Linked DNA regions of Homo sapiens: region 2 is linked to region 1. Evidence: read pairs that join two places in POLR2A ChIA-PET (ENCODE). Cell type or tissue: PC-9. All regions are shown on one strand. Links, peaks and the distances in the headings refer to the core of each region. The heading gives the core; the rest is flanking DNA. Region 1 overlaps LOC124905974 (a long non-coding RNA gene). Region 2 overlaps MIR3681HG (MIR3681 host gene).

What was found. Peaks named below come from ENCODE experiments on the same cell type or tissue, not always from the same donor. Only the 100,000 strongest peaks of a DNase experiment are listed, where the experiment ranks them.
Region 2: POLR2A ChIA-PET joins it to region 1 with 15 read pairs; 2 of 35 experiments call an interaction of 5 or more read pairs at or near these places.

What each region holds. Positions count from the first base shown.
Region 1 is chr2:12,695,126-12,700,516 of GRCh38, forward strand. LOC124905974 (a long non-coding RNA gene) reads right to left here. Exons shown (of 2, transcript XR_007086222.1): 2 at 2,739-5,391. Among named protein-coding and RNA genes, the nearest start is that of TRIB2, 19 kb to the right of the region's middle. In PC-9, for the core only: no CTCF peak of the experiment used is centred there; a DNase peak (open chromatin) is centred at 2,696; H3K27ac peaks cover 508 bases.
Region 2 is chr2:12,424,433-12,429,823 of GRCh38, forward strand. The region is part of intron 4 of MIR3681HG (MIR3681 host gene); the gene reads left to right. Among named protein-coding and RNA genes, the nearest start is that of MIR3681, 230 kb to the left of the region's middle. In PC-9, for the core only: no CTCF peak of the experiment used is centred there; no DNase peak of the experiment used is centred there.

The DNA of each region.
Region 1 (5,391 bases), core at 237-5,236:
CTTCCCAGTCTTGAGTAGCAGTGAGGGAAGTATTTGAGCTGCTGCTGCCAGTCATCTGGTATACTACCCACTGGGCCAGGGCCATAGTGAAGCTTGAAAGTTTCACAAAGTTCCTAGGTCACAAGTCAGATGAAGTGTGTAGAAAACAAGTAAAATAGAGGTTAAATATATACAAAGTATGTAAAAAAAAAAAAAAAAAAGATGCCATTTATTATGTAATGCAACTCTACAGATTTTTTTTAAAGATTTTATTTGATAACAGTTTTCTTTTGCTATTAATCATATTAACATCAAAAACCAAAAAGTATAGTTAATTAATGAAAAGTGTAAATTTCTGTTTTTCAAGAAAATGAATCATGACGTGGCAAAAAATACTCCTCAATGCTTTCTTTTACCATACATGTTGTTGTAATATTAGTAACCACAGGGAAACTGAAAGATCAACTGTGCTGAAGAAACATCAGTATCTATTTCAAAATTATTTTAAGGAAGTGCCTGCCAAGTATGATTTAACATATGATGTGGTAGACAGTGAGATTACAATCACTCTACAGAGCATGACTTTGCAGTTAGATCAAATTATTCCTTAAATTAATTGTACTCACTTTTAAAATTAAGTATTTTTGAACCTGTACCAAGTGTAAAACTATAATTATTAATATGTTGGTTTTACTAGCAGAAGAAATTCATAAAGAGTTAAATAATTTCAGTTTCATTAAAAAATCCTAAAAATAGGAAGTCAGATTAATTTCAATAATAAATTTTTGTTTTTCCATTTTATGGAATCAAAGTAAACCTAATTGAATGTTAAAATGAATTGAAAATTCAATTAAAAGTTCAATATCAAAGATCAAATTATGTGTTTGTGATGTAATGTAAATACAAAATTAAGAAATCTATGGAACAGACTGTCCTTGGAATTTCTTGTGAGATAAACAAAATTAACAATAAAATTCAGAGAAGCTGAAATAATCTGCCAATCAAAATAAAATCCGTCATTGTCAAAACATACAGATATACATATAAACATCTTAAGTAACTAAATTACAAAATTTTTGACAAAGCTAATGTTGAATATTTTTATAATCAGTGTGTGTGTGTGTGTGTGTGTGTGTGTGTGTCTACATTCTTTGTTCTTCTCTGATCAGATTTTAGAAATTTTTGATTTATTCAGAACTATTCTGCACATCAATCTAAGTGCCCTGCAATGCCATTAAACTTTTTGTAAACAGGTCTCTAAATTTGCTCATATTTTATTCAGAATTGGTTGGGAATCTTTAATCAAGGTAGCAAGTGGAGTGCGCCCTCTGCCCAAAAATAAACAACAAAAAACCCTGCAGCTTTTGAAGCTCTTAACAAGTTGTAATTATTAAAAAAAAAAAAAGCTTGCAAATAACAGGACATTCACCTTTGTCCCTGCAAGAGAAAGGAAAGACCTGAATGATGAGAAAAATGTAAATGACGTACAAGTTCTAATAAAAGATTGAAGGAGGAAAGGTGCTATGAATGGAAGCAAAGATAGGAACTGGGACACTATTTGATGTGAAATATGTACACTTTTCAGTATGAAGAAAATTATTAAGAGTATCTTCTGCCAGTAGAATTTGTTCTAATCCTACCAAATACTTCAGCAGCCATAGAGAATGTTTTCACAATTTAAAAAATAGGGTCTATAGAAATGTGTCAGTTGAATGTGTCAAATTTCAAAATTATAACTTTACAATGAAACTTGGAAGAGGATTAGAGACAATTTATTAAAATTAAAGATAAGACCATATTTTTTAAATTTCAGAAAGATACTATGGCATGGTTTTGAAGACACAAATGGCTAAGAAATTGTTCAAAGTAGATAAATATAATCCAAAACTAATTATTCAGGTTAGACTAACTTTTATGGTTCAGATATTCAATATAAAGAAGGGTCGACATTTGTTCAGATACAGATTTGTTTGAAATTTTTCAAATTTTAAAAAGAATTTTACTTTTGAAAATAGGTTTGAATAGAACTATTTTATAGGTCCACCAATATTATAAAATTAATTTGTCATTCAATAAATACATATTTCTAAAAAATATGTAATGTCAATTCTTTTTATACAAATGTCACTCCCCTCCCGAATTGCCCTTGATCCTCAACTCTTAAAAAGTCCAATATTTGGGTTAAGAAAGTTCTGAGTAAGTATCTGCGATGGCAACTTGTGACAGTGTAGGATTTTGATGTGCTTACTAGGTGCTACTTACACGTCGTTAAGTGCCCTTAAAAATCACTATTCACATTTAATTAAGAGTAACCTCCTTTAGATTAACTAGCAAAAAATTTCAAAAAGCTGGCTGAAAACGAGTTGCTCTTTCATGGTCACAAATCAAAAGTAGTTTTAAAAATCTAACTTTAAAGCCATATCATTACCTATGTGCTAGCTACCAGCTAACCAGAAAACCATATCACAAGTCACAACACTTGTGTCAGGCCTGTTCAAATTCTGTCACACTGGTCTACAGAAAAGTGACATGTTTCAGGGTCTTTGCTACAGAATGCAGTGATAGAATGTCAGAGCGAAATGGTCACAAAGAGTTTTAGATAATGATATGCTTATTTTCTGGCACAAACACAAGGGATTTTGATATTTCCTCATTGTTCAAGGTGAATCTGACTAGTCCCCAGCAGGTAAACATGTTACAAAGTCTTTCCCATAAATGGTGAGTCATGTACAGCAAAAGAAAACTTCCCTACTGCATTGTTCTATTAATCATTTGCATCTTTATTGGAGATTTAACCATTAATGCTTCAAGGTTAATACCTTTTAAAAAATACCGCAGATGAGGATGCTGAGGTCAATTTAATGTGGCAATGCATAAGTTATGTCTGTCTTTGGATCCTAAGACATATTTCCTAGTTATAAAACATACATATTCCAAAGGTGTTTTATATTCTATAATCCCAAATATATTGCAACTAAAGAGGGCCATTTAAAGATCAAAATCCAGTAGCAATTCCTTCATGCAACCCTCAAGACTTGACCTTCTAGGTACAATCTCAACAGTTGTGAGCATTGTAATTACTGTTTTCATACAGTTGTGATCCTTTTCATTGGAGAAAACATTTCTACATCTATCACTTCCTTGGATTTTTTAAGTCACCTGTGAGTAGGACAGACCAATGTTATAATTCTCCTTATATATATATAGACAAATAAATAAAATGAGCTACATTTTCCAAGTTTTACTCCTGAAAACAACTGAATGGAAAAGTCAAGATAAACACTTCTCTTCTCTACCCAAGTCTGATGTGATTGTGAAAAGTTACTAGAATAATGCTGGGACATTAAATATCTAATTATCCCTGTTACATACTTTCCTTGTGCCAGACACTAGGATCAATATTTTATATGAATTTCCTTATTTTAATCTAACTAGCAACTCTATGCATAGATATTATTTTCATTTTTGCATATGAAGAAACTGATTCATTGACTAGGCAAAAATCATAGGCTAAAAAGTTATAAAGTCATTATTTTAGTTCTGGGCAGTGGACTGCAAAACAGTGCTTTTATTTGCTGTGCCATATTGCATGGCATAATCTATAAATATTACCTCAACTTTAAGAGAGAATTTTGAGATATTTATGAAGCTTAACATTTGAGCCCAAAGTTTATCTGGATAGTTAAATGTCTAAAAATTATTGAAAAAGATCTAAAATAAAAGGAAGACAAATGTATACACAGTTATAGATACTGTGTGAGCTGCAAGGCAACTGAAAGGCAACTGAAGATTCCAAAAAATTACCCACTTATTATGACTACTTTGTATATGATGAAGTTGATATTTCAAAATGTCAGGGAGGGAATATTCACAAAATAAGGCAGAGATATTAAGTAGCCAATTTGGAAAAAAAATCAGGATGGAGCCATACTTCACACCACACAAAATTTTACATTTGAAATTCTGGATGCAATATGGGCATAAATTATTTATTTAATACATATTTGTGATACACCACTATTACCTAATGCTACATAAGATGGCACTGACCCATTTCCAAAATGATTCTTAGGTCCAGTTGGTCATTTCAATAAAATATATTCTCCTGAATTACAATTATTTTTTATTCAGCAAACACTTACAAAGCACTTTCTCTGGGTCATGCACTAGGATTGCAAAGCTAAAAGGCATAGTCTCTGTCCGTTAATTCTGTCTGGTCTACAAAGAGTTTTGAATACTCATTGATAGCTAAGAAGTTTGCTATAATGCAAACTTAAGGAAGAAGAGGAGGATCAGGAGAAGGAGAAGGGGGAGAAAAAGGAGAAGGGGAAGGAAGGAAGGAAGGAAGGAGGGAAGTGGACTACTAATTAGTCTCTGCATTTAAAAAAAGTACACTGTGGTTGGAAAGATATACAGGTAAATTATTTCAATATAACATGAGAGGTCCCCCCAAAGATGTTACGTGTGACTGTTAAGTATGCACAGAGAAAGGTTGTTTAGCTGAAAGTGGGCGTCCAGGAAGACTTCCTCAAGGTCATGATGCTAGAGCAGGATTCTAAAAGCTCACAAAAGTCAATTAGTGGAAAAAAGAATTGGCACATACTGGATGAATACATATTGAATTGATTGAATAAATAATGAATGATTGAATGGATGAATAAGTAAATGGATGGAGGAATTCAAAATGTCTAACGAAGTTTCTGGACTCTAGGCTTTTAATGACCTGCTGGAGAGAAGAGTCAGAAACATAAGAACTCAATTATTTCCCCAGAAGAAATCTGAAAATAGGTTTTTAGTTGGCATGCTTTCAGCTGCACGTAACAGAATACATGTCTACATGTGGCCTAAACAATCAGTGTTTGTAAATGAGTCTCTAAACACAAAAATTCTCGAGATAGGAATCTGGTATTTCGCACCTCAATTACACTAGATCTCTGGGCAACATCTCTTCAGTTCTCCTGGCTTCCCTTTGTGGTCTCAAGATGCTGCCAAAGCCTTAGGCATCATAGCCTCCATGATAATATACAGAGCAGGAATGGGCTTCTCCCCACGAACCCCTCACTTCTACTGGAGAGGAAAATCTTACCCCAACGTTTCCCAGATAGAATTTCCCTAAGTTCCATTGGCCAGGATTGTATCATATTGCCTTGCTTATTTGCATGGAAGGCTGGAAACATAAGTATCTGGCATTTCAGCTTCTATAGAGAGAATTGGCTTTGACCATTCGTAGATGGGAGAATGGCTGCAGCTTATACAAACAGCACTGCCTGTCATATGAGCTAGGTGAATACTGAAGAGAAGAATTAGTGACACATACATACGGTGCTCCTCCACATGCTAAGGCAACACAGGTGAACATCAGTTCCTACACATGAAACATAATGATAGTTTGGATGTGTTCTGTAACTTTCA
Region 2 (5,391 bases), core at 170-5,169, 270 kb before region 1:
CTGTGTGCATTCTGGGTCCAAGTTTTCCTTTTCTTGTAAGGACACCAGTCATATTAGATTACGGGTCCAGCCTGTGCCAGGATGACTTCATCTTTACTAACTAATTACATATGCAATCACCCTATTTCCAAATAACTTCACATTCTGAGGTCCTAGAGCTTGGGACTTCAACATATGACTTTTAGGGGGACACAATTTGACCCATAACAAAAAGATAAGACCAATAAATGGAAAGTCTGCTCCAGAGTACACCTGTCCCTCTTCTTTATAATGCAGGAAGAGTTTGCCCCAAAACATGTTACTCTACACCATTGGGTGGTCATCCCAGGAATGCCTTATTTAACGGCTTCAGAAATCATGTTGACATGAAAGACACTAATATTATAATGATTTTTAAAGTGAAAAAGAAAAAAAAATTTGGATCTTTTTTCTTCTAGAAATGGATGTCTATTTTCAAAATATTGCATTGGCAGCTTCAGCAGAAGCAATCTATCGCCTGAGAAGGAGGAGCTGAGCCAACATGCGCATGCAGATATCAATACAAGTCTGGAGTTATACATAAGCAGAGGGAGTTCTGACAGGGAGCCGGGCAGCCTGCCACACAAGGAGCTCTCTTACAAAAGGCAGTGTTTCTTTTCCCTTACAAATGGCTAAAGGGTTGTGCTTGATATGCCTAGAAGCTGGGGCAAAAGAAATCTCTGGTCTATTCTGTGAGTAACATGCCATTGGGACAGACCCAACTAGAAAAATAACAATTCTCTTAGTTTTCAGAATTGATCAATCTAGTGTGGTCTTACCCTAAAATAGGGAAGGTTACATTTTTAATTCTCTTTTATAGATTCATCAAGATTCAGAAGGCATAAGTGACGTATTTAAGGTAACACAGATTTTAAATGGCAGAAATCAGCAGTTCAGAAGAATTGCAAAGTTCATATTCTTTGCATTGACTGAGCTGCTTTCAGCTTTGAAAATGGTTAGTTTGACATCTAAAAACTAGAAATAAAGCTTAAGATGAATATATTTCTAATTATGAAGGACCAAACAAAATAACTCACAAACTTCCTAAAGACACGGAAAACAAAAATCTCCACCTGTATACAATTATGATTATAGGTTCAAGAATAGCAAAGTGTTTTGACTATTTACTAAGTGTTTTCACACTGAAGATCTCATTTGATCCTACGTTTATGGGATGGTTACCTGTTGTACAATGAGGAAACCAAGGCCCATGTAGTAAATGGTGAAATTAACACGCCACTGCAAGGATGTGGCTAAGCAGAACCCAAGCCTATATTATTTAAAGCAAAGCCAAATATTGATTCAATTAATCTACCGTTATTTTTATTTATTTATTTTTTTTACCATTTATTTGCCTTGATCCTGGATTTTTAATAGGGCCTGCAGACCTTCAAAAAGAGCTTATAACAACCCACCATGACCCTTGGCATTGCTGGCTGATCCTCTAGGGCCTACCCTCCTTATCCTGGCTTTCAGCTTCCACCCCTCACACCAGCTGCAGGTTCTTCTTGTTTATGCCATTAGGGGTGTGTGTGTGTGTGTGTGTGTGTGTGTGTGTGTGTGTGTGTGTGTGTGTGTGTTTGGTAGGTGGGGCTCTTATTTGGCTTAGCTTCCTTGGTCCATGTTTCTTCAATTCCTTAGCTGTGATTAAGAGACACCTCTCTCCCCATCTTACTCCTGAGCAACCCACAGTAAGTGCTATCTGGCTGCCTCCCACTCCCCTCAACCCTCGGCCCCCCTGCTTGTGAATGGATGGCAGGCTGTGGGTGGGGGGAGGCGGGTTAAGGCAGTGGTGTGTCTTTGTAGCAGAGGGACCCTCCTCGTCAGTCTCTGCATGGACAATGCCTCTGCTGAGTAGCCAGACTCTTAGTTCAAAGAGCTGATAGACACAATTCAAACGAAAAAGGTGGGTCCCTTCTAAGGTCGTCCTTGACTTAGACTTGTACAAAATACCTGCAAATCTGGGCTTCTCTTGCTTCCTTGACTTTGTGGACACTTGGAGGGCGGAGACCACCCTCTTGTTCATCTTTGAATGTTTAGCATGTTCCACTAAAACACATTTTGGGTTTTTTCAAAACAAATGAGTGAATGGATCTGTAACTGACTATGTGGACCTTGTGATTGCCTGCTGAATGGGTGCTATAAGAAATCTTTGGAAGAAGAAAGCAAAGTGAAGTGTGGCAAGATGGTGTAGGGCACAGGGTAATGTATGAGGTGGCAAGAGAACAGGGTTGTCCTCTGAGGTCTGGAAGGCCTGTGGGATAAATCCATCCTAGAATTTGCTGGCAAAAGTAAAAAACTTCTCTCTCAATAAACTGTTTTTACTTTTTTCTTTATCAAAACAATGTAACATATTGAATCTATCATATTTCTTGTGGAGTTTGGCCCTATAGCATATGGCATTAAAATTAAGATAAAAAATTAGTCTGTTTTAGAATACAGGGACGAGGAGAGAATTTAACTTCCCAGTACCCCTGAGGGGTTCTTGGCCTCTGTATGCATTATAAGGTTTGCATTATAATATATTTATATTTGATTTTAGCTAAACTTTTTTGGAATAGAGTTAATAATTTTGAATAACTTTCTGCCTGTGAATGCTAATTCAATTTCTAAACAAGAAAATCATTTTAATTCAACTATTTCAATGGCAAATACATCTGAATGCTTTCTGGATGATTTCTGAAAAATCTGTAAATTAGTTGGTGACTATTTCATTGATTTGAGTACTTTTCCACTAGGATCTTCAACTCACAAGCTCAGTCTAGAAGGCCATCCCCTCCAACTCTATCTCATGCCTTGATTTAAACCCCTCTGATGCCAGGACAGGCACTGCCTCCTGGGGCCTCCAGTTCATAAATATTGACAGGGTATACCTTAGATTGAGCCATTCTTTATCTATCTCTAGGTTATTGGCCCACATTTGGGGTTAATGCTTAGCATCATGAAGAATGTGCTTTTCTCTGGACTGTGTGAGCACCCTTAGAGGTCTATCTCGGTCTGCTACAATTGGGTTTGGCATATGGAGAATTATCACCCTGATAGGAGATGATTTTGAATTCTTTTTACATTCCAATTTTTTCCCCTAAATGTGTTCCAATTAGTCTGTGTTGTTGGGCACCGCAATTACTGTTTATTTTTATTCTATGTTTTTCCAAGTTAACTAATTATAAATTCATAGTGTCTCTGGGCTAGGTTGATAGTGGGAAAAATGTATTGCAGAATCTCTCAATTGTGGCTGCTTGAGCTCCAACCACACACAAAAAGAGAGTCTATCAATTGTATGGGAGAAAAGATTTAGGCTCAAAAAAGAAAGGTCACTTTTTCAAGACCACCCCGCATGTTAGGAGCTGTGCCCCTGACAGAACATGGGCATTTGCCTCCTCTGTCCCATGCTCTTCCAGCCATGTCTTCCCCACTACCCCTGCCAGGGCCTCAGTGAAGCTTTCTCCATCATGCTTCAAAAATCAGTGTCTGTCTGTGTACTAGGTCATCTGTTCATTCGCATTTTTATTCACATGTATATCCAATACTTAATGGGCACTGGATGCTGAATGGGCATGTTTACCTGCTATCTGACTTAGCCCTGACAACAGTACTACCAATTCAGCATTTCAGCTCCACTTTACTAATGAGGAAACTGGAGAATGGGGAGAAAAAAATGGCATTTCTCAAATCACACAGTTCGTAAATGGTAAACCTATAATTCAAACTCAGGTCTGCTTTCTGCTCGAAAGGGTGCCGTTCAATGCCAGATATCATGGCTCCACTTCTCAAAGGAAGCACAACTTCTAAACAGGTGGGCCCCTCTTTTGCTCTTCTCCTGCATGTACACTGGGTAGATTCAAAGGTGTCCCTCATTTTTTCCATCTTCCATGAGGGATGTCCTAATCACCCCCTTTCCACAGGATCATTCTCTCTTCCATCCTGGCCTGCAGGGAGCAATTTGCACACCCTCCCCAGTGACTTCCCCATCCTCCAGCCCCATCCTGGTGAGGCCCTGGAGTTCTCACATTCCTTCCCACTGGGCCTCACATGCTCCCCTTCCTGCAGCTCTTTCCAGGCACCCCCGCCCTCACAGATGTTTACATGTTCAGGCTCCTTTCTGCCACAGGGTAGCCTTGGCCTCTTTCAGGAGATTGCTCCATATAATTGTTTCTAGCGCACAGCTGGGGACAGGCCCAGCCTTTCTCCCAACCTTCCCCCTCGCCCCCCGACGGCTTCTGAGAGCTGGATGTACCAAGAAGCCCACTGGCTGGCTCAGACCCACCCTCATGACTGAGCCAGTCCTGACCCAGTTCGAAAATATATCAGGCCCATGATAGCACTCAATTCTAACTTTCCATGTGATTTAGACAAATCACCAGACTTCTCTGTGTGCTTCCTTATACTTCAAGTACCAATTCCAATACTTGCTTTATAGCAGAGGGAGGCAGTGAGCATCAAAATAGGTTTTAAAAACAACAGTGATAACAACAGCAGCAAAACATTAGGCACAGGCACATTGTTTTTACTGATGAACTATGGGCTGCCTGTCACACATTGGCAATGGGGAGCTGAATGCTAACCAACCATCCCTGCCCCCAAGGAGTTCATAGCCTCAGGAAAAAAGAATAACAAAAACCAGCCACGTGAACAATGAGCTCTGCAAAAAGTCTATATGTTTATAATACTTGCAACTAAAAGTCATTTCATTCCACAGCCTCTTTTGAATTTATTTTTATAACAACCCTGCTGGGTACATGCTATGAATATTCCTCTTCCAACAGAGGAAACTAAGTCCTAGCAAAATGGAATCATGAATAAGAGCAGAGTCAGGATTTGAACGGAGGGGATTTTGCTGTTGCTTTTTGTTTGTTTTTGTTTTGTTTTGTTCCTAAAGCCTTTCATTGCTTTTGATCACTTTTCAGCCCAGAGTCACAGATGGCTGTGCTTTTCCATCCGGGCCACTTAATCTGATGGTAATGCACCATTTCTAAGAAGAGTTCTCTACTATTTCCCATGATATTTCCTTCCAAGTTGTTGACACCATTCTGCAGATTTTGATGCTGGTGGTAAATTCTCTAATGAAGACTATTTGCTTCATTGATGTCAAATTACTGCCTTACTGCTCTTATTTTTTGCCTTTTTGTGCACACAAATAGATTTTTGTTTTAATATGGAATCATAAAATCATCTCTTCAAATATATTTTAAACGCAGTTAAACTCAGTATGTGTAATACTAATCATATAACCTAATGAACTAAAGTGGTGATAATGTGTACAACTCTGAGCCCACATGTGACCCCAGTAGCAACTACATCGCAATTGCCACCACCTGGCTAGCAGCAATTTTAAGATGCATTCTGATACAAAAGATGCTAAAATCTGAAAAG